Linked DNA regions of Mus musculus: all the other regions are linked to region 5. Evidence: chromatin loops called from intact Hi-C (ENCODE). Cell type or tissue: left cerebral cortex. All regions are shown on one strand. Region 1 overlaps Bzw1 (basic leucine zipper and W2 domains 1). Region 2 holds the start of Kctd18 (potassium channel tetramerisation domain containing 18). Region 3 overlaps Spats2l (spermatogenesis associated, serine-rich 2-like). Region 4 overlaps Aox4 (aldehyde oxidase 4). Region 5 has its middle 6.7 kb from the start of Gm22371. Region 6 holds the start of Aox3 (aldehyde oxidase 3). Region 7 holds the start of Spats2l (spermatogenesis associated, serine-rich 2-like).

What was found. Hi-C counts contacts between places; a loop is a spot of excess contacts. Peaks named below come from ENCODE experiments on the same cell type or tissue, not always from the same donor. Only the 100,000 strongest peaks of a DNase experiment are listed, where the experiment ranks them.
Region 1: it touches region 5 in a loop (4-fold over the local background); 6 of 42 quality-filtered maps call a loop at or near these places.
Region 2: a loop joins it to region 5, with 4 times the contacts of the local background. A loop is called at or near these places in 26 of 42 quality-filtered maps.
Region 3: a loop joins it to region 5, with 5 times the contacts of the local background. A loop is called at or near these places in 37 of 42 quality-filtered maps.
Region 4: a loop joins it to region 5, with 6 times the contacts of the local background. A loop is called at or near these places in 11 of 42 quality-filtered maps.
Region 6: a loop joins it to region 5, with 3 times the contacts of the local background. A loop is called at or near these places in 4 of 42 quality-filtered maps.
Region 7: it touches region 5 in a loop (5-fold over the local background); 22 of 42 quality-filtered maps call a loop at or near these places.

Annotation. Positions count from the first base shown.
Region 1 is chr1:58,394,283-58,398,282 of GRCm38, reverse strand. It overlaps Bzw1 (basic leucine zipper and W2 domains 1), which reads right to left. Exons shown (of 12, transcript NM_025824.4): 3 at 431-607. Among named protein-coding and RNA genes, the nearest start is that of Bzw1, 3.4 kb to the right of the region's middle. In left cerebral cortex, CTCF peaks have their summits at 1,887 (motif pointing right) and 2,714 (motif pointing right); no DNase peak of the experiment used is centred here; H3K4me3 peaks cover 86 bases.
Region 2 is chr1:57,968,631-57,972,630 of GRCm38, reverse strand. Kctd18 (potassium channel tetramerisation domain containing 18) reads left to right here and starts at 2,547. Exons shown (of 7, transcript NM_001159864.1): 1 at 2,547-2,610. In left cerebral cortex, CTCF peaks have their summits at 2,482 and 3,300; DNase peaks (open chromatin) are centred at 2,498 and 2,969; H3K4me3 peaks cover 1,322 bases; H3K27ac peaks cover 800 bases.
Region 3 is chr1:57,947,228-57,951,227 of GRCm38, reverse strand. It overlaps Spats2l (spermatogenesis associated, serine-rich 2-like), which reads right to left. Exons shown (of 14, transcript NM_144882.4): 14 at 2,831-4,000. Among named protein-coding and RNA genes, the nearest start is that of Kctd18, 21 kb to the left of the region's middle. In left cerebral cortex, a CTCF peak has its summit at 1,813 (motif pointing right); a DNase peak (open chromatin) is centred at 1,822.
Region 4 is chr1:58,265,506-58,269,505 of GRCm38, reverse strand. Aox4 (aldehyde oxidase 4) reads right to left here. Exons shown (of 35, transcript NM_023631.2): 34 at 2,711-2,878; 35 at 909-1,746. The coding sequence ends at 1,693. Among named protein-coding and RNA genes, the nearest start is that of Aox2, 11 kb to the left of the region's middle. In left cerebral cortex, no CTCF peak of the experiment used is centred here; no DNase peak of the experiment used is centred here.
Region 5 is chr1:57,427,067-57,431,066 of GRCm38, reverse strand. No RefSeq gene overlaps it. Among named protein-coding and RNA genes, the nearest start is that of Gm22371, 6.7 kb to the right of the region's middle. In left cerebral cortex, CTCF peaks have their summits at 1,971 (motif pointing left) and 2,598; DNase peaks (open chromatin) are centred at 810, 1,107, 1,960 and 2,503; H3K4me3 peaks cover 920 bases; H3K27ac peaks cover 306 bases.
Region 6 is chr1:58,110,711-58,114,710 of GRCm38, reverse strand. Aox3 (aldehyde oxidase 3) reads right to left here and starts at 1,575. Exons shown (of 35, transcript NM_023617.2): 1 at 1,399-1,575. The coding sequence starts at 1,452. In left cerebral cortex, a CTCF peak has its summit at 1,721 (motif pointing right); DNase peaks (open chromatin) are centred at 1,716 and 3,153.
Region 7 is chr1:57,772,595-57,776,594 of GRCm38, reverse strand. Spats2l (spermatogenesis associated, serine-rich 2-like) reads right to left here and starts at 1,734. Exons shown (of 14, transcript NM_144882.4): 1 at 1,571-1,734. In left cerebral cortex, CTCF peaks have their summits at 1,372 and 2,495; DNase peaks (open chromatin) are centred at 1,399, 1,751, 2,140, 2,425 and 2 more places; H3K4me3 peaks cover 2,379 bases; H3K27ac peaks cover 2,268 bases.

The DNA.
Region 1 (4,000 bases), 970 kb before region 5:
GGGGCTTGAGAGATTGCTCGGTAGTTAAGAGCACTGGGTTCAATCCCCAGCACCCATATGGTAGCTCACAAGTGTCTATAACTCCAGTTCTAGGGTAACTGACGCCTCCATGGGAACTGACACCCCAAACAGAAATACATGCAGGCAAAACACTAAAGCACATAAAACAAAAAATACATTTTTAAAAAGTTTGCCGAAGCCAGGTATGGTAGCTCCTATTTGCTTTCCTAGCATTTGGACATCTGAAGGAGATGGGTTGTCGCCAAGGAGAAAAGGGCTGGGACAGAGTCCAACCTATCTCACTATCTCCAACCCTTAGCTTACAGACAGGAGACACAGCACAACTAAGTCCCATTCCTCTTGTTGGCACTGTCAAAGCTCATTTTCTGGCTTCTCCGTTACCTCTAGGCCCACAAAACCAGATACTTACCCAGCATTCCGCCAGCCACCAGAATGTCAAAGAGTGTTTCTGCATAGCGGCGGTAGTCAAGTTTTGCTCCAGAAGCATCAAGAAACTTAGCTACTGCTTCCAAATCAGTACCAGTTTCAGTTAAGCCTTGAATAATACAGTCTTGAAACTGAGTAGGGTCAAACCTCTCTTTTTCATCTGGATAGGGAGAGAGAAAAAATTAGTTTCAAGAAGCTTATCAAAAATGACACAAACCAGCAAATAGGATAAGCTAACCAAATTACTGAATTTCATTTAACTCAATAGGTGGAAGAGGGCAAATTTAAGTATGGCAGGAGAAAGATTCAACACACACTCAGTGTCTCTCCTGCAGGATGCCTCTCCTCCTACCTGGTCAAGAACTACATGGCTGCTCTACTCTGTAAGCACAATGTGCTAGGATTCCCTGCTCCCACTGTTTATTACCAGGCTACGCTAACAAACCTATACCAGCCACAGTGGCACAGCCTTTAATTTCAACACTAGAAAGGCAGATAGAGTCAGGTGGCTCTGAATTCCAGAGCCTGGTCTACATAATGATATCTCAAAAACAAAAAATTAATACTAACCTTTTTATACTGGGCATACTTTATTCCTCCAGGAATTTGCACACCCAAGTTCCCCTCTGCCTTTCTTTCAATTTTTTTCTGAGACAGGGTTACAGGCATCTTCCTAGCCTTGGACAGATTTTAGAATCCAGTCTTGTATATGCTGTGCAAGTACGACTGAGCCTGGCCCTATTAGGATCAAACTCAGGTCTTCATGCTTCTATGGTAAGCACTTTACTTAGCCATCTCTTCAGTCCTTTTTGTTTTTGAGACAGGGTCTCATTTGCTACAGGGTAGCTTAAACAAACCTTCAATTCAGGATCCTTCACTTTCCCTATCTTAATAGCTTTGAAAATAAGATTCAACAGCTTTATACACGTCAAACAAGCACTCTAACTGAACTATAATACCCCCAAGCCCTGTTTTTTTCTTCTTTCTTTTGTTTTTCCCAGACAGAGTTCTAGAACTCACTATGTGGACCAGGCCAGCCTTGAACTCAGAGATCCCCCTGCCTTTGCCTCCTGGGTGCTGGGATTAAAGGTGTGTGACACCACTACCCAGATCTATTTGTTTTTGAGACAAGTTTTTGCTCTCTAGCTATTGCCACACTACTCAAAGTTTTAGGGGCTCTTTCCTCTTTTATGTGCCCGTTAACAGTAGCTTTTCCTTTAATCCTAGCACTCAGGAGGCAGAAATAGGAGGATCTGTGAGCTTCAGCCCAGCCTAGCCTACATATTTAGTTCCAGGACAGTCAGGGTTATCTAGACACCTTGTTTCAAAACAACCAAAACCCACCCAGCTGAAATCATGATTTCTATTATATCCTGTGTTTGTGCAACTAGCCACTTTCTTTTTTAAATAGTAAACATGCCTATGCCTAGAGCCTGAGGAAACCAGAAGAGGGCACTGTTATCCCCTGGAACTTAAGTTACAAGAAGATGGGAGCTGACTGATATGGGTGCTAGGAATCAACCCAGATCATCTACATGGGCAGCAAGGCAGAAACCAGCCATTTTCAATATTCCCTTTCAAACTAACATCTATCCCAAAAAGTTTCTGAGTATTAAATAATGCGAAGCAGAAAGCACTTAGCCTCTACTGAATTAAGACCTGTCACATGCCCCAGGCAGGTGCTTCTTTCCTGGTGGTTAGAGATGAACCCAGGGCACACACACACCAAGCAGTACTCAGCCACTGCCGTGCACCCCAGCTTTCCAACTTGCCAATTTAGGGCAACTCATGATATCTGAGTTTTCACATTTTTCAGCTGAGACTAGACAATTCCTGATTTTATACAGCATGAGAGTGAAAATGTTTCCAAGATTCTCTTGGTTTTACTGAAAGTCCTGTCTTTAAAACCCCCTTAGCTCCAGGCAACCCTGGATGATTATCCCTAGAACCAGGCCATAAGCCCCCCCCCTTTTTTTGTTATTGGGGGAGGCACTCAAAGACTGGTTTTTGCATCCTAGGATGGTCCAGTTAACATTGGCAACTCTTCTGCCTCTGTAGTATGAGTGCTGGATTACAGGCGGATGCCACACCACTTTATCTGGATTTAAGTGATATCTCCCAGATGCTAAGAATAAAAGTTATACAATTTTATCAAGATAGTGCTAGGAATCTACAAACTCAGAGAATAGTTTCCTTATTTTCTTTTAAAGATTTATTTATTATATGTAAGTACACTGTAGCTGACTTGAGATACACCAGGAGGGGGCGTCAGATCTCATGGACGGTTGTAAGTCACCATGTGATTACTGGGATTTGAACTCAGAACACCTGGAAGAACAGTCAGTGCCCTTAACTGGCTGAGCCATCTCTCCAGCCCCAATTTCCTTCATTATTGATAAACTGCTTTAGTTTAAGAAAATCTATTGGCTAAAACTATACCTACCAAAGGCTGGAATACACAACCGGGGGACAGACTATGGAGAATATACAAAGATGCTGTCATCTGTGTCAAACTTTCTATGAAAGGTAGAAAACCAGAAACAACCTTAAAACCAGTAGTTAGCCCATTCTCCATTTCCTCAAAACTACTCAACAGGTTAATGTGTGCTTCATCTTTTTGAAGCAGCCCTATGTAGCCCTAGCTGGCCTGGAATTCACTAACTAGACCTCTATTTACTGGCCTCTCCAACTGCAAGAATTAAAGATGTATGCCACCATGCCCGGCCAATGCCAGTTTTCAAAGAATACCATTTAAACTTTTTTTTGTTGCTGGGTGGTGGTGGCAGTGCACACCTTTAATCCCAGCACTTGGGATGCAGAAGCAGGCAGAATTCATTTCTGAGTTCAAGGACAGCCTGGTCTACAAAGTGAGTTCCAGGACATCCAGGGCTATACAGAGAATCTCGAAAAAAAAACAAAAAACTTTTGTTGGTGTTGGTTTTTTAAAGACAGGGTTTCTTTGTGTAGTCCTGGCTATCCTGAAACTCAGAGGAGATCTGCGAGCCTCTGATAGGAGTACTAGATTCAATCCCCAGATTGCCAGGAGCTCAGGCCTTTAATCCTAGCATTTGGAGGCCATCCTGAGCTACAATCTAAGACTCTGCTAAACCTTAAAAAAAAAAAAAATTAATGTGAATCTCATTCTATAATTCTTTAAGTTGAAATCTGATTTCTACCCACACTCTTTTCCCAGACCTATGCCATGTGAGACACTCTATAAATGAGTCACTTTCACATATCTCCACAAAGTCTAGGTGAAATCAGGGACTTTAGGAGTGCCCCCCCCCTTCTATTAGCCCTCTTTGTTCAAATTCTTCTTTAAACTATGAGCTTAAAGTCACAGGTTTTAGCCACTAAAAAAAAAAAAAGAAAAGAAAAGAAAAGAAAGAAAGAAATTTGAGAAAGCAGAGAAACACTAAGGGAGCAGTTAATCTGAAATAGAAGTTAAAGAGAAAATCAAGTTTCTATTATTTTCGGGTTAGTAACATGCAGCTACCTGACTGTGAGAGAAACCAAGATATGTCTGAAAGCTTGAGGGTGAGTTACAAATAAA
Region 2 (4,000 bases), 540 kb before region 5:
TTGGTTTTATAGCATAGCCCATCTTGGCCTGTAACTTAGTGTAGTTTGGGCTGACTTAAAAGTTTATGATTATCATCTTTCCTGTGTCCCCCAAATCTGTGTTTCTATGTGTGAGTCATCACATCCAGTTTGACGCTTTCTAAGAACTGCACCACAAACACAGCCTTTCCTAGCCTTCCTTTCCTGGTCTCTTTTGGGATTGAGCTTGCATCCAGTTTAATCTCTCTCAGGTCCTCCTCCATGCCTTGCTATCATTCCCTCACAGGCTTGTCCTCAGTGAGTGTCTTGCCTACCTAATCTCATCCTGTTGTCTGATGCTTGTTCAAGGACCTGAACTAAAAACATCCTGGGTGATTCACTAGTTGACTTCATGTCATTTTTGTTTTCTAAGTGTATTAAATGCATGGATCCGGCCGGCCGGATGGTGGTGGTGTACGCCTTTAATCCCAGCACTAGGGAGGCCAGGGAAGGCAGATTTCTAAATTTGAGGCCAGCCTGGTTTACAAAGTGAGTTCCAGGACAGCTAGGGCTATACAGAGAAACCCTGTCTCAAAAACAAAAAAACAGACTAATAAATAAATAAATAAATAAGGAAAGAAAGAAAGAAGGAAGGAAGGAAGAAAGAAAGGAAGGCAAGCAAGGATCCATCTACTTTTCTCTGTAGCCATCACAGGTCAGATAGAAGCTATTACTCTTCTCCTCTAGATTATTACAACACTTAATTGCTTCAATAGTATACCTTTCCCGTAAATTCTTATCTCAGTCTATAGACAGACAGACACACACACCCCATATTACTTCCTTGCTTCAGCCCAGAATGGTTTCCTGTTATGCTTAAACTAAGACAAGAGCCTCAGCTGGTTCAGATGTAATTCCACCACTCAGCAGGAGGACAGTGAGCGCCAGGCTAGCCCAGCTGACATAGCAAAGCCCTCATTCATAAAAAAGATTTTAAAAACCTAACTGTTCAGCTTGTGTCTCTCTCCTTTCCCTATATCCCAGTGCCTACCCCAGCCTCAGGTATACTAGCTTCTTTTCTTTCTACCAATTTCCAAGTTCTTTTTTCCCCTAAAATATTATTATTGAGTCTCTTCAGAAAGTGAACACATTCACGTTTTTAGCTCTTGGAGTGAAGTCCTACCAACCAGTGAGGGACTCTCCATTCAAGCTTCATTCATTTCAACTCAACGTTGCCCTGCCTCTACTCTGAGGTAGCCATTATCCTCTGTAACTATTTTGATTGGTGTCTGTTTTGACCCCCACCCCCGCCCCAAAGAGGAGGAAGAGGAGGCAGCCATGGGCTTTCTACAGTCCATGATCTAAGAATACATACTACATATTTTAATGTTACAAAAAAAAAAGAAATCTCATTTTGAAGAATATTTCCTGACTCATGCAATAAGAAAATTTACTTTCACTGCCCATATAAAGCTGAAATACAGCACTGCTCAATTCAGTTTCTTTCATTGTCTATGTCTACTTTCACACCACACTAGGAAAGCTGATCGATCAGCTATGCTTAAAATGCAGAATTTTTTTTTTCCCAGATAAGATAGGTGAGGCAAATGCCTACATGTGTCTACGTGGGCATTTGGAGAGAGGACTACTGTTAGGGAAATACTACTTTGAATTGGCTAGCGTCATCCCATGGGTTGGGACTCTATGCTCCCTGCTGTTAGGAACTGATACCTTTGAAACTCAGGGCCAAAATAAACCCTCACTCCTTTAAGTTGTGTGTGTCAGGTCTTTTGGTTACAGTGATTAAAAATACTAAAATGTAAACTATTGACACTGTCTTGGCCAGCGCTCCATTCTCAGAGCCTGGTCTCTATCCTGTGAGAAATCACGGCAGCTTGAACAAACCTTCCCTGTCTCCCAAGACTTTTTAGCTGAAGGGCAGGCTGCCATACTTCTGGCTGGCTTCTTTCCTAAGACCTGTAAAAGAGGACTTTAGAATCTAGTAAGGAGCGAAGTGCCCGGAAAACAGGACTGTTTCACTCATCTTGAAATACATAGCCCTATACAGTTGGAAGATTTAAGTGTTATGGGGGTTTTATTAAGAAGAAATTAAATAGTTCTACAAGCGACTTAATACAGTGCTGGGTGTGCAAGAATGTTGAATGGAGGGTTGTCCTCCCTCCTCGGTTTTCCTTCCTGTAACAAGAATAAAACTACCATCTTAATTCTGATGTATGAAATTTCCAAAGATTTAATAAATATTTTTAGAAACCAACCACCATCTTTTACAGGTATAAAGTGTGCCTTGTGGAAAAGCTTTGCACGCCACAAACTATGCAAATGGGTAGATCCAAGTTCTAATATGTTAATGGAGTAGCTTCCCCTGGGGCTGGAAAACATCCTGTTCCACCAGAGGGGCCTAGACTCCGGGAAAATTCAGGAACGTTCTTGGGGCGTGGCCACCGCCGTCCCGTGGGCGGGGCGGGTCCGGGGCGAGGCCTCCCTTTTGGCGCACTGCACGTTGGGACCGCACGGGGGCGCCGCGGGTTGCTCCGCTCTACCAATCGTGGAGCATCCGAGTAGGCGACGGCTTACTTCCGCGTCCGGGCCCGGCTGCGTTGGGCGGCTGCGCCCAGGGACTGGCGGCCGCAGGTCAGTAAGCAGTCGCCGCTCCGCCCGCCGGTGTGGAGGAACCGGGCTCCGGGTGGGTGGCGGGCCCCGAAGCCTTGCGGGGCATCCTGAGGGAGGCCCCGGCCGGCCTCTCTGATGAAACGGGCGCTTTGGGTACCAGGCTTCGTTGTAGACCGAATTGGGGTCCGCTGGCCCAGGAAGACTTTGGCGGGGCCTGGTGATTCCCCATCTTTCCCGGTTTTGTCCAGCCGTGGCGAAGGGGCGTGAGCCCCATGAGCTGTGTTTCTCAAAAGTGTAGTCGGCGCCCGTCCCCACCTCTCAGACTTTGTGAATCAGACCCTGATGTGGCCGGGAGTCTGCCTTTTCAGCAGACATCCTCGACGGTTTGGTGCATCGTGCGGGAACCCTGCCTTCTCACAACAGAGTCCTCAGTGGGTGCATCGAGGAGTGTCATCACGGGGCCTGGCCTTGGGCTGCGGTCCCCAAATGGCAGCTGATAGTCAGTGAAGGGCCTAAACCAGGTGGAAGTTGTGTTAAAGGGATGGTCTGTGGGAGCATCCGTGAGAACCTGAAGCTGGCCCTTCTGGTTCACCTGGCTGCCCTGGGTTGTGACAGGCTCCACTGCTTATTATCAGGCAAGTCTGTGTAGACACCACACACATCAGTGAATTTTTTGCCCCTAGTGTTCTGTGTTAGTAGGGACAGTAAAATTTGTATGATAAAGTTTTTCTATGAATTAGGTAATGTTTCTTCACAGTGTCAGATACACAATAAGCATTCAGTAAATGGAGATTACTAAGAATGGCAGTGCCTTTGCTTTTATTGGGCTTATGGACAAAATAAAAATTAAAAAAAAATAGAGATTTAAACACATGGTGTAAGATCTGTATGAGAGTTTGTTGTGCAGGGGTACCAATTCCGCGCAGAAAGATCTTGCAAGAGATGAATCTTTATGTACGAACATGAGAAAATTCTAGAGAGCAGGTGTCTGTGAACAGTGTGAACCAGTTGGTTGCTCTGCTTCATGATTGGTTAGAGTGCTACTTCCAGGACTTTAAGGCAGCAGGAGGTCACGCCAGTAAGTGTTTTTGGAGGCCTGGACCTTGTTGGGTTCCTAATGAATTTTGTCTATTGTCCTTTTCTCAGATTCATAATGGCATATGGTGAAGTTGGTGTCTGTGGGGAAGGATTTTAGTTGATCATTTAGTAACACTGAATTGGCATGGATTCAGTTGAGTTTAGCAGTAAGTTTTTCACTTACTATGAAAGTGTAGAAGCTGCAGATTTCCAGGGGTGAGGATCTTAAACTTTGTCTTTTAGCCCGTTTCAGATTCCATAGAGAGCTCTTCCCCACAACCTTGTCCGTTTTAAAGCGAAGGAGCTGGATGACAGACAGGGTGTGACCTAAGGA
Region 3 (4,000 bases), 520 kb before region 5:
AACACTGATAGACCTAGCACAGTGGCATTGTTGGCATTTTGGATCAGATAGCACTTGGTCATTCTACTTGCACTGGAGGGTTGGTGGTGGCACCTGGTCAGCAATCAGAAATGTCCTCAGACTCCCCCCACCCCCCGCCCCCATGCCTTCTGCAGGTGGCAGGGGCTGCTTTCCCCCCTGCTGAGACCAATTGTGATTTCTGGGTGTCTCAACCTGAGCACATATCTGCCTCTCCTCCTTAGGGGGTACGGACAAGTAGGAGAACATTGGAGCTGGCAATTGCAGGCAGGAGTGGAACTAAGAGGGAGGAAATCAACAAAGAATTGAAGAATGCCAAGAGGAATTCTATCCATTGCGTTCCCAATTACATTTCTGATCTTAGTACAAAGTTAGAAATAACACAGCTTTTTGAAGAGGGTCTCTCTCGTGTAGCCTAAGCTGGTCTCAAACTTGATAGGTAGCTAGGGTGACTTTGAACTCCAGGTCCTCTTGCCTTCACCTCCCCAGTGCTAGGATGATTGCAGGTGTGTGCCACCATGCCATGCCTGCTTTTAGGAACACTTTATTTTCTGATCAAGCATTTACTTAATAAAGACTAAGGTATAGTGCCTGTCCCAGCACTCATCACTGCTTCCTAAGTGTAGCAGCTTCGAGCTGCCACTCCGCCATGCTGACCCCCGCTGTGCTGCCCCCGCCATGATGGTCTGTGCCCTCAAATCATGAGCTGGAATAAATCCTTCTCTTAAATTGCTGCTTTAGTAACAGAGAAGCAACTAACACAGAAAATAGATACCAAGACACGGTGCAGTTGCTACAAGAGACCTGACTGTGATTTGTAGACTTTTGGGGCTGTGTGTAGGAGAAACAGAGACGTGTTTAAGGATACAGGCTAGTGGGGCTCCAGTATGTCATAAATCTAATTCAAAGTTGAGTATCTCAGGTTTCAAATAGGATGGTTTATTTTATGTTTGACAAGATTATTATTATTATTTTTTTTTTTTTGGTTCTTTGGTCATTGCCACAGTCATGGTTCTGAATTGTGTGTGTGTGGAAATTTACTACATACTTTTCCCCACATAAATAAAATTTTCTTTAGAATTTTGTTTTCTGGAATCTGAGTGTGGCGATTTCTCCTATAAAATATGAACCTGGTGGTAGCACTGGACTTCTAGGCTATGGGAAGAGACAGTCCTTAGATAAAGGGGCTTCTGGAAATGATGCTAAGAGAACATGCAGGAAGCTTGCGTGGTGAGAGTAGCTGGGAGCAGTGCTGTGCATTTGTAGAGTAACTCAATTCGCACCCCACGGCTCTGCCCAGGGAGCTGCAGCAATGAGCCTTTGTGGATGGGGACTAAGCCTCAGAAACTATAAATACACAAACGCATTTCTTAGGACTTGTAAAGACTTGGTATGAAAAGCAAGAGGATAAAGAAAAAAAAAACCCTATAATGTCTTGTAAGTTATTAAAGTTGTGCTTCAAATTCTTAGCTAAATGACCCTAGGACTCACCAATCCTTCACACGTGTTTTTCCTCAAACATTAGAACAAATAAAATGCTCAGTATTTTCAGGAAAAATCGACTCTGTTGGTCACTTGGTGAGCGACCACTGAGAGATGGTGGAGCATCCGGCTAGCTCTTTTTTTGTATCAGTATCTTTCTGTCCTGGGGTCATTTGGAATCATGGCCTTCCTAGTCATGGATTTTAGGTTTTACTCTGGACTGGGAAGGGGGAAAGCCATTCCATTATTTTATGTGCTGTCACTAGAATGTCTGTTGAAAAACAAAAACATTTCTCTTGCTAGACACATGAGGGCACCCTAGGTAAGCCAGCAAAGCAGGCAGAGTGTAAAAGGTGGTGGTGGACACAATGCCGTGTCTGTTTGTCATGATTAAATCAAGATTGAGGTTCAAATCTAGGCTTATAGAAAAAATAGAATTCTCAAGTCCATCACTTTAACAAAAACTTGTAGCTGGTAACTTTCCCCATTAACCTGACTGTGTAATTAGAACTCCTGTTTCTGAGATGAATAGAACCTGTCTGTAAAGACTGAGCTTTTCATGGGGACTAGTGTTACTAGTTTCTTCCCTGAAACTGAGCATCTCCTGAGGTTCAGTTTCTTAGTGGTTAAACACACTGTGTGCAGGGGACTTTCTCATGGCCCCTGAGTGGGAGCGTGCAGATTCTCCAGTGAAGTGTAAATCTGGAATGTAACTGGGAACTCCCTGGGGTTTGGATTCCAGAGTCTTGACTGCAGATCTATGTGGTGTAATATAGGTGAGTTCTGAAGTTATGCATGCATTACTAGTATTCAACGGTTCTGACATCTGTGAAAGAAATGTCTTAGAATTGTCTATTCCTCTGACTTCTGTATCTTAAGTAGAGACATAAGGAGTATTCATAGTTCTAGGACTTTTAAAGGGGGCTTGCCACTCTTTTATTGAGAATAATAAAACTGGGCCGGAGGATCATTCAGTAGGTAAACTGTTTGCCATTCATGCATGAAGACCTGACTTTGATACCAATAACTCACATAAAAAGCTGGCGCGCACTGGTAATCCCAGGGCTGGGGAGGCAGCCACAGTGGGTCCCTGGGATGCACTAGCTAGTGAGACAAGCGAGCCTAGGAGCCTCAGACCAGCGAGAGACTCTATCTTAAAGAAGAAAAACAGAACAAAACCAAGGATAAACAATAACACAGCTGCTTTTCTGGTTTCCATTTACACATATGCATCTGAACATGCACACACACGCATGCATACATTCATACAGTGAGAGACATTAGAATACGATTCAAATCCTTAGGATTAAACAAACGGTTCTACAGACGTGAAGAAATGTGACAGAGTATTTATTTCAAAGACCTAAAGTATCTAATTACCATTTTAAAATGCAAATTCAAAAATGATCACATGCCAGAGTCTAAGGCTAAAGTCTAGGAAACAATGTGATCAGGTCTGAATACTTTTTATCATTCTTTTGCTTCTTTCCAGTGACCTGGGAGTGTTTGCTATGTTCTTGGGAATGTGTCTGAGCTTTCTTAACTCCAGGGTATCCTGAGGGTGTGGGAGAAGACAGGAGTGGCTGGATTGAACTCTGACAAAGCAGGCACATTTTTTACCTGGCCCAGCCATTTTCTTTCATTTTGTAAGAATTTTCTGCCTCTGCCTTTACAGCTGCCACATTCCAACTGCCATTTTTCAGGGGTTGAGCAGAATCTTGCTACATAGAACTTGTGTAAAAAAAAAAAAAATCCTTCTGATTTGTAAGATATAAATTCAGAGTCTCAGACAGGGTAAACAGAGACTATGGTCCCAAGAATTCATCTTTTCTTATTTGAATGGGTTTCTCTTCCTTCCTTCCTGGAATGTGACTTGACATTTGGAATTCCTGTTAAATCTCTGGGTACACTCAGCGACCTCAGAAAGCTCTGGAGAGAGCAAACATTCGCCTGTACTTGGCAAAAGAAGAAACAGATGCCTGTGTGGCTAGCAGGCTCAGCTGTTTGGAGGACAAGAACCAGTGAACCTGGGTTGTCAGAAAAAAATCTCAACATGGAGTTGAAAGGGTGCATTTGCACATGAAAGCAGTCAGCAAAGCATGCCTGGCAGTCAAAAGATAGGGGAACTGAGGCCCTGTGGTTTGGGGGTACTCTATGCCCACTCTCCCTCCCTGATGCAACAGTAGTCTCCTCTACATAAGCAGTGCTTCAGTGCCACAGGTGGACTATGGGTATGCTAACTAAAATATCCGTTAACTAGTGTATGCTACTGACTCATTCACTCCATGGACGATCTTCAGTCAGGTCTATAACAAGTAACTTCATGCCAGAGTTTTGCTGTGAGTTCTGACAAGACCAGTGTCCCACACGGAAGCCAGTGAGAGCGCTCAGGGGCTTAGTCATTATTATCATGCTGAATATAGTGTCAGAATATGGAGGACAGAATTCAGAATTAAGAGAAGGGAGCGGAAATCATGATCGGGAAAACTGGACTCTGGCT
Region 4 (4,000 bases), 840 kb before region 5:
AGTGGCTGAGAGCATTTTCTGCACACAAGTCCCCGACAGTACAGAGTCCTGCTCCCCCATCTATTCTGGTTCGAATACAGCTTATCTTCAAAGGTGTGTACTGGAAGCCTGGCTCCCAGGGTGGTAGTGTTGAAACTGTAAGAGGTGTGTGTGTGTGTGTGTGTTCATTCATCGAGGCTAGAAGAGTATACTAGGTGTCCTGTTCTAGTCTTCTCCACCCATTTCTTTAAGAGAGACCTTCTCAGTGATCCTAGAGCCAGGCTGGTGGCCAGCCATTCTCTACCTTCCACAGCACTGGAGATACAGGGGCATAAGCTCTGGGTGGCTTTCTTTGTGGGTGCTCAGGATCTTGGTTTTTATGTGTGTGCAACAAACACTCTTACTCTCTGAGCCACCTCTCCAGCCAGCAGCCTGTTCTTTTAATCTGGTCTCAAACTTATTAAAGTTGCCACGAGTTTGTTCTTCCACCACTCAGCTATAGCCATTGATGTCTACAGAGTTTAGAGAAAGGAGAGCCTTAGCCCTGAGCACACAGTTCCTTGACAACAATTCAGTTTGTTTATTTCTGCTTTTAACTTTCCCAAGAGAGGCCCTAGGTTGCATTTCCTTGGGAAAATCAATGTAATATAGGTAGAACGGAACCAAAAGAGAAAGGACCTTTGCGAATTTTGTGTTACTTTGGTGGTAAAAAGAAGAAGTGGTTCTGATTTCATCTTTAGCCATTAAGCTAAAGCCAAACCCATGAGTGGCCCTGGACTGATGCTTTGCTCAGTGTGGCTGCCTAGGAGAGGAATATTGTATCATGTACCTAGTTCACGGTGGAGGAGGGGTGGGTGCCATTTGGAAACTTTGGATGGTGTTTTAAATATGTTTTGTGTTGTTATAACAAAACACCAGAGGCTTGGTACTTTGTGAAGAAAAGAGTTTTATTTTGGTTCATAGTTTAGAGGCAAGTTCACAAGACTGCCCATCTGGTGAGGACCTCCTTTCTGTCCCAGTAGATGGCATCACACACTAGAAATGCAATGGCTCACACTGGCAGAGAGGAGGAGGGGCCAGGTTTTGGGGAACTAGTCCATTCCTTCCTGTCACCATTGATCCCTTACCAATGACCTCTCAATAGGCTCCACCTCTTACAGTTTCAACAGTACCACCCTGGGAGCCAGGCTTCCAGCACACACCTTTGGAGACAAGCTGTATTCAAACCTGTCTCCAGCTCTACGTCCAGGTTCCCTGAGCACTTACTGCTTGCTCTTATGATAGCGTCTGTACCACAGGAAGTGGCAAGCACTGGAAAGTGGGTTTTTCAGGTGTGCTGGTTTTGGGAGACTCCAGTCTAGAGAGAGTTTTGGAACAGACAGCTCTGTTGGGTTTCAAACATAGCTGCTTGAAACAAAACACAAGGAGGCCCTCCTGAGCTACCCCAGGTTAGTTAGCTAGGTTTAAAAACTCACCATGATGCATACTTTCAGGACAATGAAAACTAAATCAGAATTTCCAATTCTAAGTTTTGCCACACAATTTTGTAGAAATCTGTATCTTAACATGTAATCACACAATAACCTAATCACAGAGAATAACTAAAAAACAGTAAAATCATGTTTGATAAATTCTCGTCAACCCATATGCTGCTCTGGTTTGGGGCTAGTTTGAATCCGCTGCATGGCTTTTCTTTTTCTTAAAGACACAAGATTAAGACACGTGGATGGACCAAGGTGTGAATGTTGAAGGGTCATCTCTGGGAATCTAAAAAAAGATCAAAAGATAAAAGTGTTATTACACACACACAAAAAAACTGTTATAATCTGAAGGCATGTAAAAAACAGAACAAATTGATATTAATTCTTCTTTTTATTGTATATAGTTTCTATATTTCAATCATTTAGTCACATCTATCTTCACAATACACATCTCATATAGATATGCTTCTGTTTTCTGAGACAGGGTATTTCTGCTCAGCGCAGGCTGGCCTTGAGTTTGGGATCTTCCTGTTTCAGCTTCCCAAGTGCTGGGATTACAGGTGTGTGTCATTGTGCTTGGATCCTGTCTTTTCTGTTTTGGTTCGGTGTCAGGGATGGAATGAATGCAGGGCCTCTTGAGTGCTATACCCCAGCTCTCACCCTGATAAACTTAAGTCTGAGATGACCCAGAGCCACTGAGCAGCATAGTAACCTCAAGGGCTTGTACTATTGGGCTTTATACCCATGATTCATGCGGGCTGTAGGAGGCAGTGCCATGAGAGATGGTTTCTGGGACAGCTCTGGGTGTGATTTTTGCAGCTGGCAAGTAGAGCAGTATCCTATAGAGTGTGTGATAGCAAGACATGGAGAGGTGTGCCCAGAGACCTGACAGTCTCATCTCAATTACTTCTATTAGTTTACATAACAGATACTTTCTGCATAATTGAGCAGGCCAGAGATCTTGTAAATGAGGCAATCAGAAGTCCACATCAATTGCAATTTGATAAAATATTTAAGCAGGTAATCTACCATGTCCCTTCGCTATTAGTGTGCTGCTTCTTTAGAGTCTGAAACAATCAAGCCAACCTTTGAAGACATTTAGAGGCATGTAGGAAGCAGTGAGTGAAGGCAAAAGGAGACTTTTCATAGAAAAAGATGGACGTGACCTGCAACGTTGTCATGGTTACAACATCCAAATCAAGAACATTAAAGTCCATGTATGGGCTGAGGACAGTAGGGACTTCCCTTACCATCTCAGTAAACTGATCCGTACAAGCCATGCGAATCACTTCAGGTGTTGCTGGGCTATTCAAGGGGAAGATGTCGCTCAGCCCTCTCTCCTTGCGGGCAGTGGTCACGGCATCATATATGGCAAATAAAACTGAGGACCCCAGGAACATCCCAGCCTCACCCAATCCCTGAGGAAAAGCATAAAAGATTGTTAGAAAAGCAAGGTTCTTCAGGATTCATCTCACACACAAAAGTGTATGCACATGCACACGTATGCACACATACATCTTCTCTGGCTTTATCACTCCTCAGAGGGAGTGTATCCAAGTAGCTGGAACTTAATCCCCCTCATAGTAATTTGTGAGTGGGGTTCCTTTGAGAGTACCTGGTGACAATACCCTAGGGCAGCAGGCAGCTAAAAGCATCATTTTCCCACCCAGGCCATGTCCTGAAGACCATGTCCACAGTGCCTTCTAGGCTACCTGCCTTTTAGTTAATGTTTTTCTTTTGTAGTGTTGGGCCAGAACGGAAAGCCTCGTGTATGCTGGGCAAGTGCTCGACCACTGAGCTACCCAGGCTCCAAGATTATTTGCCTTTAACTTAAAACCCAAATGGAATGACCATAATAGATTAGTAGATAGTGAAGCAGTTGCCTGTCTTTATGTGGCCTCCTTAGCACCTGTTGGGTGTGTTTGAATGAAGAGCATGAGGGAATTATATGCTTCGAGATTCATCAGTTAGTTTTTTTTAATAATTTGATTTATATGTGTGTGTGTGCAAAAGCACACACACACACACAAACACACACACACACACACACACACACACACACACACGTTCATTTGTGGGTAAGCCACATTATAAGAATGTCTACAGAGATAAGAAGAGGGACTCAAAAGCCCTGGAGTTGGAGATACTGGCTGTTTAAAGGTTGCGTGCTTCAGAAAGCACGGAGCCAACACCTCAAGAATCAGTGACCATGCAGAGCAAAGCACTGGCGTGGTGCTTGCTGAAACCCCAGCCTGGTATGGGAGAGTGGCAGGACAGAGCAAGTCTAGGGGAGGGTTGAAGGCTGGAGGAGAACTCTGAGCTGCTGAGCTTTGCAGACAATGTCTTAGTGACCCAGCCTAGTGGAACAAGATGCCCAGAGACTCCTCCACACATTTCACTGGATTTTGCTTTGTTTCATGTTCCAGAGTTAAGACTCTACTTAGGTTTCTCGAGTTTGTGAGCAGCATTGCTGTGCCTTTGGGGATTTATAATTCAGAGGAGAAAGCAAATTCATGCGTCACGATCTTCTGGCAGATGGG
Region 5 (4,000 bases):
TCCCTATGGATACAGATTTGGTGAGCACTACCGATACTCAATGGCTGGTCGAAAGGACACATGACGGGGACAGCGTCAGCCTTCAAGAAATAAGAGAGCATCTTCCTGTTTTTGTTATTTTTGCCACTGCAGATGCTGTTGGTGTCTTTTTAGGGAGTACGGGATGTAGCAGTGGTTCAAATGAAAATGTCCTCTGTAATAATTGCAGGTATGAATACTCAGTCCCCGGTTGGTGAAAGTGTTTGGAGAGGTGTGGTTTTGCTTCAGGAAGTATGTCACTGGGGGTGGACTTTGAAAGTAAGAGCCTCCTGCAGTTTCTGGTTTCTCTCCCTTTGTGCTTATGGCTGCAGTTTGGTCTTCAAACTCTGGCTGTGCCTGCTGCTTGTTACCATGGCTCTACTTTTTTTTTGGTTTTTTCGAGACAGGGTTTCTCTGTGTAGCCCTGGCTATCCTGGAACTCACTTTGTAGACGTAGACCAGGCTGGCCTCGAACTCAGAAATCTGCCTGCCTCTACCTCCCAAGTGCTGGGATTAAAGGTGTGCGTCATGACGCCCGACTCAACAGGAACTCTTATCTCTCTGGAACTGTAAGCCAAAACAAGTTCTTTCCCTTAAGTTGCCTGGACTATGGTACTTTAGCACAGCAGAAAAAAACAGGTTTACTTAGGGGTGGAAAAAGCAAGGCTGGGGAGCAGTGGGGATAGAGGCAGTTGGAAGATCCAGCTGGGAAGATGGTTCAGCGACCAAGAATGAGAAAGTGTTAGGTAACATTCCTCCAGTGGACTTGTTTGGTTCCTGTAGTCTCCATGACAACACTCAGGGATAAAGTATCAGGAAAATGGACAATGTACCTAGCCCCAGGCTGGGTCTGCCCAATTAGTGTGGCTTCCCTTACTTGGGAGAAAGGAAACAAGAAGATGGGAGGGGGGTGTTTAAGAACACTTTTCCCCCTCCTATTAAACATATTTCAGAATATTTCTTAAGGGAGGAAGAAGAGGAGACTAGATTCTAGAAGTGACGCTTCGAGGGAACGCAGGGCTTCTTGCCGAAAAGGAAGTAATTGTCGACGGGGATCCCTGAGCCCTGGCAATAAATCAAGCGGAACAAAGATGTGAAAGCAGCTGGAAGAGCGGGTGCCTCTTCCTTCCCTAGGCAGGGATGGCAGGCATCCTAGACACTGAAGCTTTTGTTAGTAATGTGATCTGAATACGCCAAAATCTCACCCTGAGGTTAAAGTGTACTCTGCCAGGCGTCGCTGCAAACAGTTTCATACAGATATGGCACACATCTTTGGAAAAGATGGAAGGATAAGAGTAAAGTCACAGCTACTGAGTACAAAAAAGAAAAAAAAAATCTTTTGATCCTCTTTTTTCTAGAGACTGTTCTGGTAGCCTTGTCACTGGATGCTCTTGGTACTGGTTTTAAATTATGGACCTATTGACAGAGTGGTGAAGTCTGTAGATTTCTCATCATTAAAAAAAATGCTTTAAAGTAAATACACTTAAAACTAAATAAAACCGTCTATAACAACTCAAAGCAAGCCAGTGGTATCAAAAGGTAGGTATTAAAATGTCAAAACAAAACCAACAGATATGTGATATGGTTCTATGTGTACTTCTATATTAATGTGCTAAATAACAAGAGCTAGCAGCAGGTTCCACAGTTACTGCAGTTTTAAAGCAATGAAGAGTGTGAGCAGTGTTTCTAGCTGTCCCGAGTGGGAGCTGCAAATTATCTTTGACTTGCGTTCACAATTGAATCAAAACTCTCCATTTCAGCTGGAGATGGATAAAAACCAACACGGGGTTTGCCCCCATTCCAGTTCTCGGAATTCTATCTGCCAAGATTTGTGCCCCGTCCCAATTTAAAGGCTACACCATGTAAACCTCACAGGCACCCAGTTTTTGGTGGGGTTCTGCCAGACAGAGGAGTACCGACCATTATGTTAGCAAAGGCTGCCGCCTGCTGGCCAAAACATTCAGACTGTTCACTTAATTGGCTGTGTTAGAAAACAATGGGGCAAGCTATTAATTCACTGACTCGCATCTAGAAATGGAGCAGGAGGCTACTTGTCAACCCAGCCCCATGGCATCCAATCAGTGCAGATTTAAAAGCCCCCTTTGGCTTAGCTGGCAAGTGCTGATGGCTGGTACTGTTGGTCATTAGCAATGTGGGACAAGACGCCAGCATGGCAGGCTGTTTCTAGGGAGATTGCTCTGCTCAATTCTGATCTGTGAAAGTACAGATCGCTTAAAGGTTAGATTTCCCAGTGGGCTTGTCTGACCAAGGTGTTCAGGATCTACTTTCAGTGCTAAGGGCATGGGGCTATATGGAGAGGAAGGAAAAGGAATTCAGAGCGACCCGTGTGCCAGAAACCAGCTAAGTACTTTCACGTATGCGGCTGCATTTAATTTCTAAGAGAATCCTGTTACTGTTATGATGAGGACTGAAAACAGTCACTAAGGCTTAGAAAGGAAAGTTGGCACCATCACTCGGAACGCATGCACCGCTTGGGAGCTCGCTTGCTTCCCAGTCTCTGCTCTAGTGGGTAGGTAGGCAAAGATTCTCACAGCAGTGCCTACTCCTGTTTGCCCAGTGTTCTGCAGCCTAGATTTTACCAATGGCACAAACCCAGACAAGTTTGTAAATCATTCCATGCCCCCATTCCCCTGTCTGTAAAATGAAGATAATGATAACCCCTCTTTAAGGTGGAAGTCTTGTTGGAAATATTGAGTGTGAGTCCCTAGGGCACTGTAGGCAATAGATAAATGACAACTACTATTAGTATAAGACAATTTTGCTTCATAGTGTTGGGAAAAGTATAACCTCTATGTCACACAAAGGAACACACGAAGAGTAATTCAGCAAAGTAATTTCTTTTTTCTTCTTTCTTTCTTTTAAATGGTGTGCCAGAATTCCAACACAGCTAACCAACACATTCAGCCAGAATATTCTGGCTTCTGTCTTTTATCCCTGACATAGGTGGTGACTGTGTCTCGTCACATTGGTGGGCCCTGGGCTTCACTGAAGGGACTCTAGCCAGCTCTAGAATGTAGGGCATGGCTCTGGCAGGTCTTACCCTTCTCCCCCATTCCCTCTGCCTTGCTAAAAAAATAAAATAAAATAAAATAAAAATAAATTACATTCCTAAAGCTAGCCATCAAGGTTCGTTCTTTTGGCCACTTACTTCTGAGGCTGACTACCAAGGTCCAGCTATCAAAGTATTATAGTTCAGCAATCAGAGCCCTCTTTGGCTCACCTAATTAACATGTCCAATTAAAATTAACCACATCCTCCTAACTTGGGGTTCCCTCTTTACCTTTGTAATCTGCCATTTGTCCCCTCTTTAGCTAGAGGCGGACTTTTGTTCCCCTTGGACAAATGCCCCTCCCCTCGTGTTCCTTTCTCCTTTCTCCCTTGTCCCCTTCCTCTTCTTCCTCTACCTCCTGTCTTTGTCCCTTACCCCTGCCCTCTGTCCCTCCTTTGTTCTGAGAACTTGATCTTGGATGTTCTGGGCAGATACTTTTCCTTTCACGTGACAGTCAGGAACGATTGGTCAGTTGCTGTAAGGAGGAAGGAGATGGGGTTGAGGAAATGGGGGCTTTTGTTGGGGCTGACAAGCTTTGATAAATTAAGTGTTTCTCACATTAACAGTTACAACAGCAGCTAAGTGTTCAGATGAGTACTTAACATTTAGCACTGTCTGGACGTTTTGGTTGTCTCTATAGAGGTGTCTAATGGTCAAAGGCTAGAAAACTATTAAATATTCTACACTGCACAGGACAGCTCTTCCAGAAACCATCAGAAAAGAATTATGTATTGGGGGCTGGAGAGATGGCTCAGAGGTTAATGGCTGCTTTTCCAGAGGTCCTGGGTTCAATTCTCAGCAAACACATGGTGGCTCACAGCCATCTGTAATGAAACCTAATGTCCTCTTCTGGCCTGCAGGAATACATGCAGGCAGATGTTTTATACATAATAAGTAAGTAAGTAAATAAAT
Region 6 (4,000 bases), 680 kb before region 5:
GGCTATACTTTGACAGGGAAATGTCTGGCTTTGTTTTAGAGGAGCAACAGAGATTTAACAAACCTTTGAATTCTAGCACAATATGGGTTCAAGAGACTAATAAAAAGTTGAAGAGCCATATACTTAAACAATTCGTGCATCCCTACCTTATAGTAGAAGACAGAGAATTAAACTAAGAGTTTTAATTCTTATCACTACCACCAAAATATTTTTGTTTTGTTTTGTTTTGTTTTTTGGTCTGTGTTCTCCATCCAGTTTTGAAAAGTTAAATAAACAGGAGCTCTGACAGCAGCAGACAAACAGCATTCCTTCAGCAGCCCTAGGAAAACACTCAGGAAAGCCCCACCTCTCCCTTTAGCATTAGTGTCTTAGACGAATGGTCACCTCCCCCAGGAAGGGATCACAGAGCAAAGAAAGGAACCCAGAGATGAAAGCCAAGTTCTCCCCAGTATTTGTTAGCCAAGAGATCTTGGCCACGTTGCACAATCACCCTGAGCCTTCACAGCACAGCATACAAAACACACACCTCACGCACACCCCACACAATACCACAAGCTCAGCTTAAACTCTGACTGCCCTTTTCCCTGTGCCAACAGTGCTGAGAACAGGCTGTGGACCTTCACATCATACACAATCGTCAAGAACGTCCAGCATATATGCAGACAGTACCGCAGTCATTTTAGGTCTTGTCTAGGTCTCAAGAGCTCAAGACAAAGAAGAAAAGGCTTCATTTCTTAAGTGAGACAAGACCCTTCATTTGTTTATTTGCTTGCTTACTTATTTACTTATGAGACAAGAGTCTCATTGCATAGCCCTTGATGTCCTGAAGCTCACTCTGAGACTAAGTTGGCCTCAACCCCCCTCCAATTCTGGCATTACAGGCATGAATCCAATCTTAAAGGAGTAAGGTGTTAACATGTAAATTAACAGTTCACCTGGCCTTCCAGTAGGTTTTTCTCTTCCATTCTTCCTGACCCAAGGGTTTAAAAGCATTTGTAAATAACCTAAAGACCTTGGACTCTGGATCTGTGCATACATGTGAAAGCAGAAGTTGGGTGGCACAGAAGTTTGAGTCAGAGCTGGAAGAGGTATTGAGGAAGAGTTAGAAGATTCTCTTGCAAGGAAGCCAGTGCCCAGTGCTTAGGTGCATTCAAATGAGACAAGGCTTGGTTTGGAGACACATAGCTGCACACTTTCTCCCTACTAGTCCCAAAACATTATAGATTCTCTCTCTCTTCCCCCCCTCCCTTGTTCCCCAAGAAGCATAGCAGATCGCTAGATCATTTGAGCAACAACTCCCCGACCCCACACAGCCCTTCATTTTGGCAATGCTAATGACAGATCGCTTCTACCAGAGTTTCTTATGTACATTTATTAATTACAGTGTAGAGAACTTACCTTTTTTCCATTCACAAAGAAAATAAGCTCATCTGACTCCTTAGAAGGAGACATTACTTGAGGATAGTCGTCCACACTCTGTGCAACTGTACCTAATGTGTCTAAGTCCACCTCTCAGATGAACTGCTGTGCTCTGCAGGAGACCGAATTGCCCTACAGGATTTAAATCTGCTCTGTGGCTTTGCCTGAGGACTCCTCCCACCCAGCCCTGCCCATCATCGCTCCCAACCTTCCTCCTGCTTCCAATTCCCTCTTTCCTTAAAACCTGGCCCAGCACCAGCTCCGGACTCACTTCTCCACGCCCCAGGCGCTAGCCACTAGAGGGCGTTTTCCAACAAGAAGGCGCTGTTATCGGTGACGTGGAAGGGATGCCGATGGGCTGCTCTTCACTGCTCTCAGATCTATGTCTTCACACTAAGTGTATTTGCTTGCTATTTTTGCCGTTAAACTATACAAAGAATGCTCTAAGAAATGATACAAGTATGAGAAGCAACAAAGTAGAATTTCTCTGTGCCAACATTTAGCAACCAGATTCACGCATGCTGTTGCAGGGTTAGATGGCATTTATGAACACACATAAATGCCCACATGGATTTTTGTTACTTTCTCAACAATATTTTTGTTAATTTCTAAAAGGTGAAATTAAACCATTCACATGATTTCAAAATTGTTTTCCTTTTTCTTTCTCCCAAGTTACTTTGGCTGTCTGTACCTCAGTGGATTTACCTAGGAGTTGGAAAAAACAAAACAAAACAAAACAACAACAACAACAACAAAAACATCTTCCTCAGGGGAAGATTGATGTGGGGATTAAAGGAGCCCATGCAGGGAAAGAGCTTAAAGCAGCAGCTGCACAGTAGAGGCACTGGGAATGTTACTACCAAACATGCCTGACAGTCATTTACATTGTGAATTGTTCTCAGATTTCCAGTTATAAATATTCTACAGGGCAGGAGAGGGCTCAGTAGATAAGAGCACTGGCTACTTTGTTGGGCAACACAGACTTTCTGTAACTCCAGCTCCAGGGGTATGAACATTTCTGCTCTCTCTGGGCATTGAGTGCCCAGGTGAGCACACAGACACAGACACAGAGACAGAGACAGAGACAGAGACAGAGACAGAGACAGAGACAGACACAGACACAGACACAGACACAGACACAGACACAGACACAGACACAGACACAGACACAGACACAGACACAGACACAGACACACACAGACACACACACACACACACAGAGAGAGAGAGAGAGAGAGAGTGTGTTAAAAATATGATGCAGTGGAAATTGAGCTCTATTTTTGCATATTTAGAGCCAACCTGTCCACCTACCCAGCTCCCTCATTCCTCTCTCTCCTTACTTTTATTTTAAGCAGGTTTTGTTTGTTTGCTTGTTTGCTTCTGGATTTTATTCTGCTAACTTTTATTTTAAAATTAGAATACAGAGTAAGAGGTTTCCTTACAGCATTTCATGCATATTTTGTTTTGGTTGAGCCCCACCCCTCGTTTGCATAACAGTTCGAAATCTCTCTCTCTCTCTCTCTCTCCCTCTCTCTCTCTCTCTCTCTCTCTCTCTCTCTCTCTCTCACACACACACACACACACACACACACACACACACACACACACACGCACACACACACACACACACACATGCAGTTAGGTGAGAGGAGAGTATGTGAGTCATGAAGCCAGAAAAGGAACAACAGGAGAAACAGGGGGGTGGGTGGATCCTAGAGTAAGTTAGGTGAAATCAGAAAGGGGATTGGTGGTGGGGTAGGGAAGAAGGGTATTGAGCAAGGGTTCCTGCTGAGCAAACTCTCTGACTGGAATTCTTGGCTTAGAAGTGAGTATCTTGCTGGAGGCAACTCTTTCCTGAGTCACGTGCGCCATACAAGTCCTGTATGGCAGGGTGTGCTTCTCATCTCCGTTGTTACCCCACCCTCCCTTTCTCCAGTATCTGAGGATGGTTCACAGTTAGCTGGCATTTCTCTTATCTTATCTACTTGCTATATATTTAGGGCATATTTCTATTTCTTTTTGTGTCCTTTCATTTTTATTAGGGTTTTTATGTTCTTAACTGAAGAATTTTGAAGCATATAATGGCTAATTGCATAATCTATAAATGTTCAACTCTTTTCTGATAGCATATTGTCAGTGAGGCAGAGCACCACACGGTCTTTCACTTCTTACATCTGCATCCTGGGGGGGGGGGGACTTCCAACCTGACACTCCAGCTGCTTAAGCTCTCCAGGACTGTCAGAGTGGTACTGAAAGACCCACAACGTGAGGACTCCCCCACGTTCTGACTCAGGAGAGGCGACACCCCAAAATCACCCACAAGAAACGGTCTTGTTGCAAACTGCAAGAGGATTTTTATTCAAGAGCACTCTCGGGCCCACGGTCATACACCACGCAGGGGTAGAGGACCGTGGTGCCCGAGTAGCTGGGTAAGGGGGTATTTAAAGGAAGAAACCACAACTCAAGGAAGTGGGGAGGGCGTTGTTGGAAGATACCAAAGATACCAGTTAAGAGTCACAAGGAAGTGCAAAGTTACAAGAGTCACAAGGAATACCTGGTAGCACATTTGCATTGCAAGGTT
Region 7 (4,000 bases), 350 kb before region 5:
ATTTTTATGCAAATTCCCCCTTGGAGCTAGTCGTGTGTGTGTGTGTGTGTGTGTGTGTGTGTGTGTGTGTGTGTGTGTGTGTGTGTTTAAAGCCATACGGAATCTGACATGATTTCTGTTCTGTTGCTCTACAGAAAAAGGTTTTTAACCCAGCTTGAGTTTATTTCAAAACTCTAATTAGAGACTAAAGTAGTATTTGCCTTGTCCAAATAGAAAATCATTCCCAAAGTTGATTTTTTTTGTTCCTGGTTAAAAAACCAACAAACATCAGATATACAGATTTTTTAAAGCATTACAGTTCCTTGATAAGACTGTCTCCCATCTTCCCAGAACAGTGCTTTCTGGTTAAGTAACACAATTTCATAAGGCTCATAAAATATTTTATCCAGAAGGCAACTTTTTAAAGAGTTCTTTCAAAATATTTTTTTCTACTACTTGAATAGTCTTTTTCTATTTCTGACTTCCTGTCCTTTCTTTTCTCTGCCATACTGCACATTTGCTTACTCTCTGGAAACAGAGTCTGAGTAGCAATGAATGCTCCTCTAAAACAAAATTGAATGACGGTATAAAGACCGCACGACCTTACTCTATCTCTGCACAAATTCTAAAATTTCCGTGTCCCTCTCCCCTTTAAAATCTTCGGGGCTGCAAAGGGGTCAGATACTTTAGTATTTTAAATAAGCAAGTGAAATATTACATGTGTTTTATGGAAGGAAAGGACGGCGCTGTGGTTGAAGTTCAAGGGTTTTTCGCTAGTCTCACACTATAGAGATTGTGCTGCACTCAAAGCAAAATGCTGTCTACAAAGAATCTTTAATGAGTGTGTCAGGTCTCCACAACCTTGGCACCTGCTAAAAACCAGGACTGCTGTGAGCCGAAAACCCATCAAGTTCACAAATGCCGACCCTACTGCGCACTGGAAGGCTCCACTCGCAAGGAGGAAGGAAAGGATGGGAGGTTTCCGTCGCATTCCCGTCCAGGTGAAGGCTGGATCCTTCACCCCGGTGTCCGCAGTAAACACGGAACTCCCAGCAGAGCGCCAGAAGCTCTGCTATCTCCCCAGATGCGCAAAACTCAAGTTGTCTCCGCGACTCAGAAACGACCCTCGCTCCGGGCTGCAGTCCGCGGCGCCCGCGGGCTCCGGGGGGCTTTTCTGCCCAGACCCTGCAATGACATCGCTCGGTCCGGCGGCCTGGGCGCCCCCTCCCGCCTGCCCTGCGCGCCCTCGACGCGCGCACGCGAACGCTGGGACCCGATCCCGCCGGTGCCGAGGGGTGCGGGGCGCTCGGGACCTGCGGCCCCGCTCCGGGCAGGCAGATCGGCGGCGCGGAGCTGGAGCGCAGGGGGGCGCCCGCGTGGAGCAGGGCAGGCCGAGTCCGCGATCGGTTCCGCCGCTGTCCCCACCACCCGCCGGGGGAAGGCAAGGACCGCGACCTCCGCGTCCGGTCGGCCAAGCTCGGGCCACACCCAGTGCCCCGGGAGGCGGCCTTCGGGCGCTCGGCTGGTCGATCGCCCCCACCCTGGCCACGCAGGCCCTGGTGAGCCGCCCGACCCGGGGACCCGGGCTTACCTCGTTGCGAGCGCGGCTGCTCTGTCCCGGGCCGGGGCGCGGCGCTGGCGGCCCCTGCAGCGCGGAGAGCGAGCTGAGGGAAAGCGGCGGTAGGGCCGCTGGGCCGCTGGGCAGGCTGGATTCCTTCACTGCCTCAACTCCGCGCCGCCAGCCCCACGCAGGGACACTCCCGCCCGCGCAGCCGCCCCCTCCCGGCGGCCGCCCGCCCCTCCGTGTCACTCACCAGGAGCACACACCCCGCCGGCGCCCCTCGCTCGGGCTTGCACACACGCCGCCGATCACGCCTCCCTGGGTTTTGTATCCGCTCACACGCACGTTCTGACACGGATCCTGTCCCTCCACACGCCCTCCCTAGCTCCTTTCCCACCCTACTTTCTAGAAGAATCCCCCATACAGCTTCAGCACTTCATTGGCTTGCCCCGCACCAACCTTCTCCCCTTCCCCTCCAAACCTCCACCTACCCTAAACTGCCCACTACTGTCCAAACACTGGGTACTACCCGCGTGAGGAGCAAGAGAATCGCTCTTCCCTACCCAGGAAAACGAACTTTGCTGCCCCAGCACCGTCTGCAAAGGCGAGATGCTTCTCCGGACAGAAGGTAGTAATGCTTTCTGGGAGTGAGCCAAGCTCAAATGTAAACAAAGATAGCTTATTCGGAAAAGCCGCGGAAAATCAGGCCCTGGGATGAGCTCTGGGGGCTCAGCCCGACCTTTGAAATCAGACTGAGCTGAAGTGTTTTGGCTCCTCGTCTTCACTCCGGGTCTCACGCGGGCATCTAATCGTGCGTGATCACCCACTGAGCTGCCCTGAGCTACCCAGTGGCAGCGGCTGGTGATGTTTCTGCCTGGGAGTGCAGTAGTTGGGAGAGGAAAGGCAAGCATTATTCATGATGGACGCACTTTAGATCGCACACCTCTTCCAGAGGCAGCAGAGGGAAATGCAGGCTGCTCTCAGGTTTATTTTTGAAGGGTAACTTCCTAGCCGCCCTTTCTCTGAGCAGTAACTGTTCCTTGGGTGAGTGGGGTGGGGGGCTTCCTGGCTCTCAGCCCTCTACAAATATCAAATCAGTCGGTTTCGCCTCTCAAGCTCAGAACAGCGGAATTGTATTCCATTTAAGGGAGTCGTTATTTGAAACGAATTACACTTTCAGGTAACATTCGGATCTACAATACATCATAGCCCAGTTGACAAAGGTCACTCTGATTAAAAGAAGAGATGAAAGGAAATAACTCATTTTCTTACCTGACTGGGAGTTTTCTCCCACCCCATAGGCTGGATTGGTGAATGAGTGTGCTTTATTTAGTATCTGATCCAACCCTTCAGATAAACTCAGTGGGTAGGTATGTTTTTTTTTCGCTTATTTGCAAATAAAGAAAGGAGACAAAAAGTTAAATAGCTTGTCTAAGTTTTCAACTAGTAACTAGAGGAAGAATTTGAACCCAGTCTGGCCCAACCTTTGTGCAGACGGAAAAGCCAGCTTCTGTACAAGTCAAGGACAAATGCCACCCTATTGCTTATTGAATTTGAAAGAATTAATTAGTAACTTGGAATGATTCAACTTGGAGTGTGGTGCACATTTCAGGGCTTCTTGCAAAGTAAGTCGTTTAAGTTTTGAGCGAAGGTTCCCCCATGACTAGAATTCCAAAAACAAGTAATAAATTATCGTTTCCCTCAGGATGGGCTTTGGAAATAACATTGAACTCTGGCTTCATTCCTTTCTTCTACCACTTCATAACCTTCCTGGGACTCCAAATCCAACTTGCTTACTGAAGTCTGACAGAAAAAATGCTTTCAAGACCAGAGGGATGAAAGGGTTTTCAGAAGCCAGGCCTGGCCTTTTCATATTTGAGGGTGGCTTTCCAGTAAGTCATACCTATAATAATAACTGCTTTGTGGGCCAAGAGCAGAGAAGTCAAAACGTGGGACTGATGTAAAAACAGAGTAACAGTTACCGAAGGACAAACCTGACTCCAGCTCATCTCCAGGGCGTGGTGGCCCTGCCCAGAAAGGGCAACGGTCTGAAAACCCAAAGGAAACAATGCTATCTTTCAGGAGTTAGACCCGGCGTAGCAAGAGAAATCAGACTGCTGAACGTCTTATTGAGAGTTTCAAATCAAACTCAGACCTTTGATTGCTCAAAGTAATTTGGTTTGAAAAAAAGTAAAACCTTAAGGTTTAAAGCACTTGCTGAAATATCAGTAAAAGCGTCTTGCACATCAAATAACTAACAAGACAGCGTTTTGATGAGTCAAGAGTAAACAATCTTTAAAATCATATAAAATAGATCTGTACTAATATTACCCGGAAAGGTAAAAACCCAAAGAAATGGAATGTGAAAAAACAGCAACAACAAAACAAAACAAAAACAAAAACCAATTTGTGTTTTTAAGTAGATGTTGGAGAATTGTTTGAAAAAAGTACATTGTATGA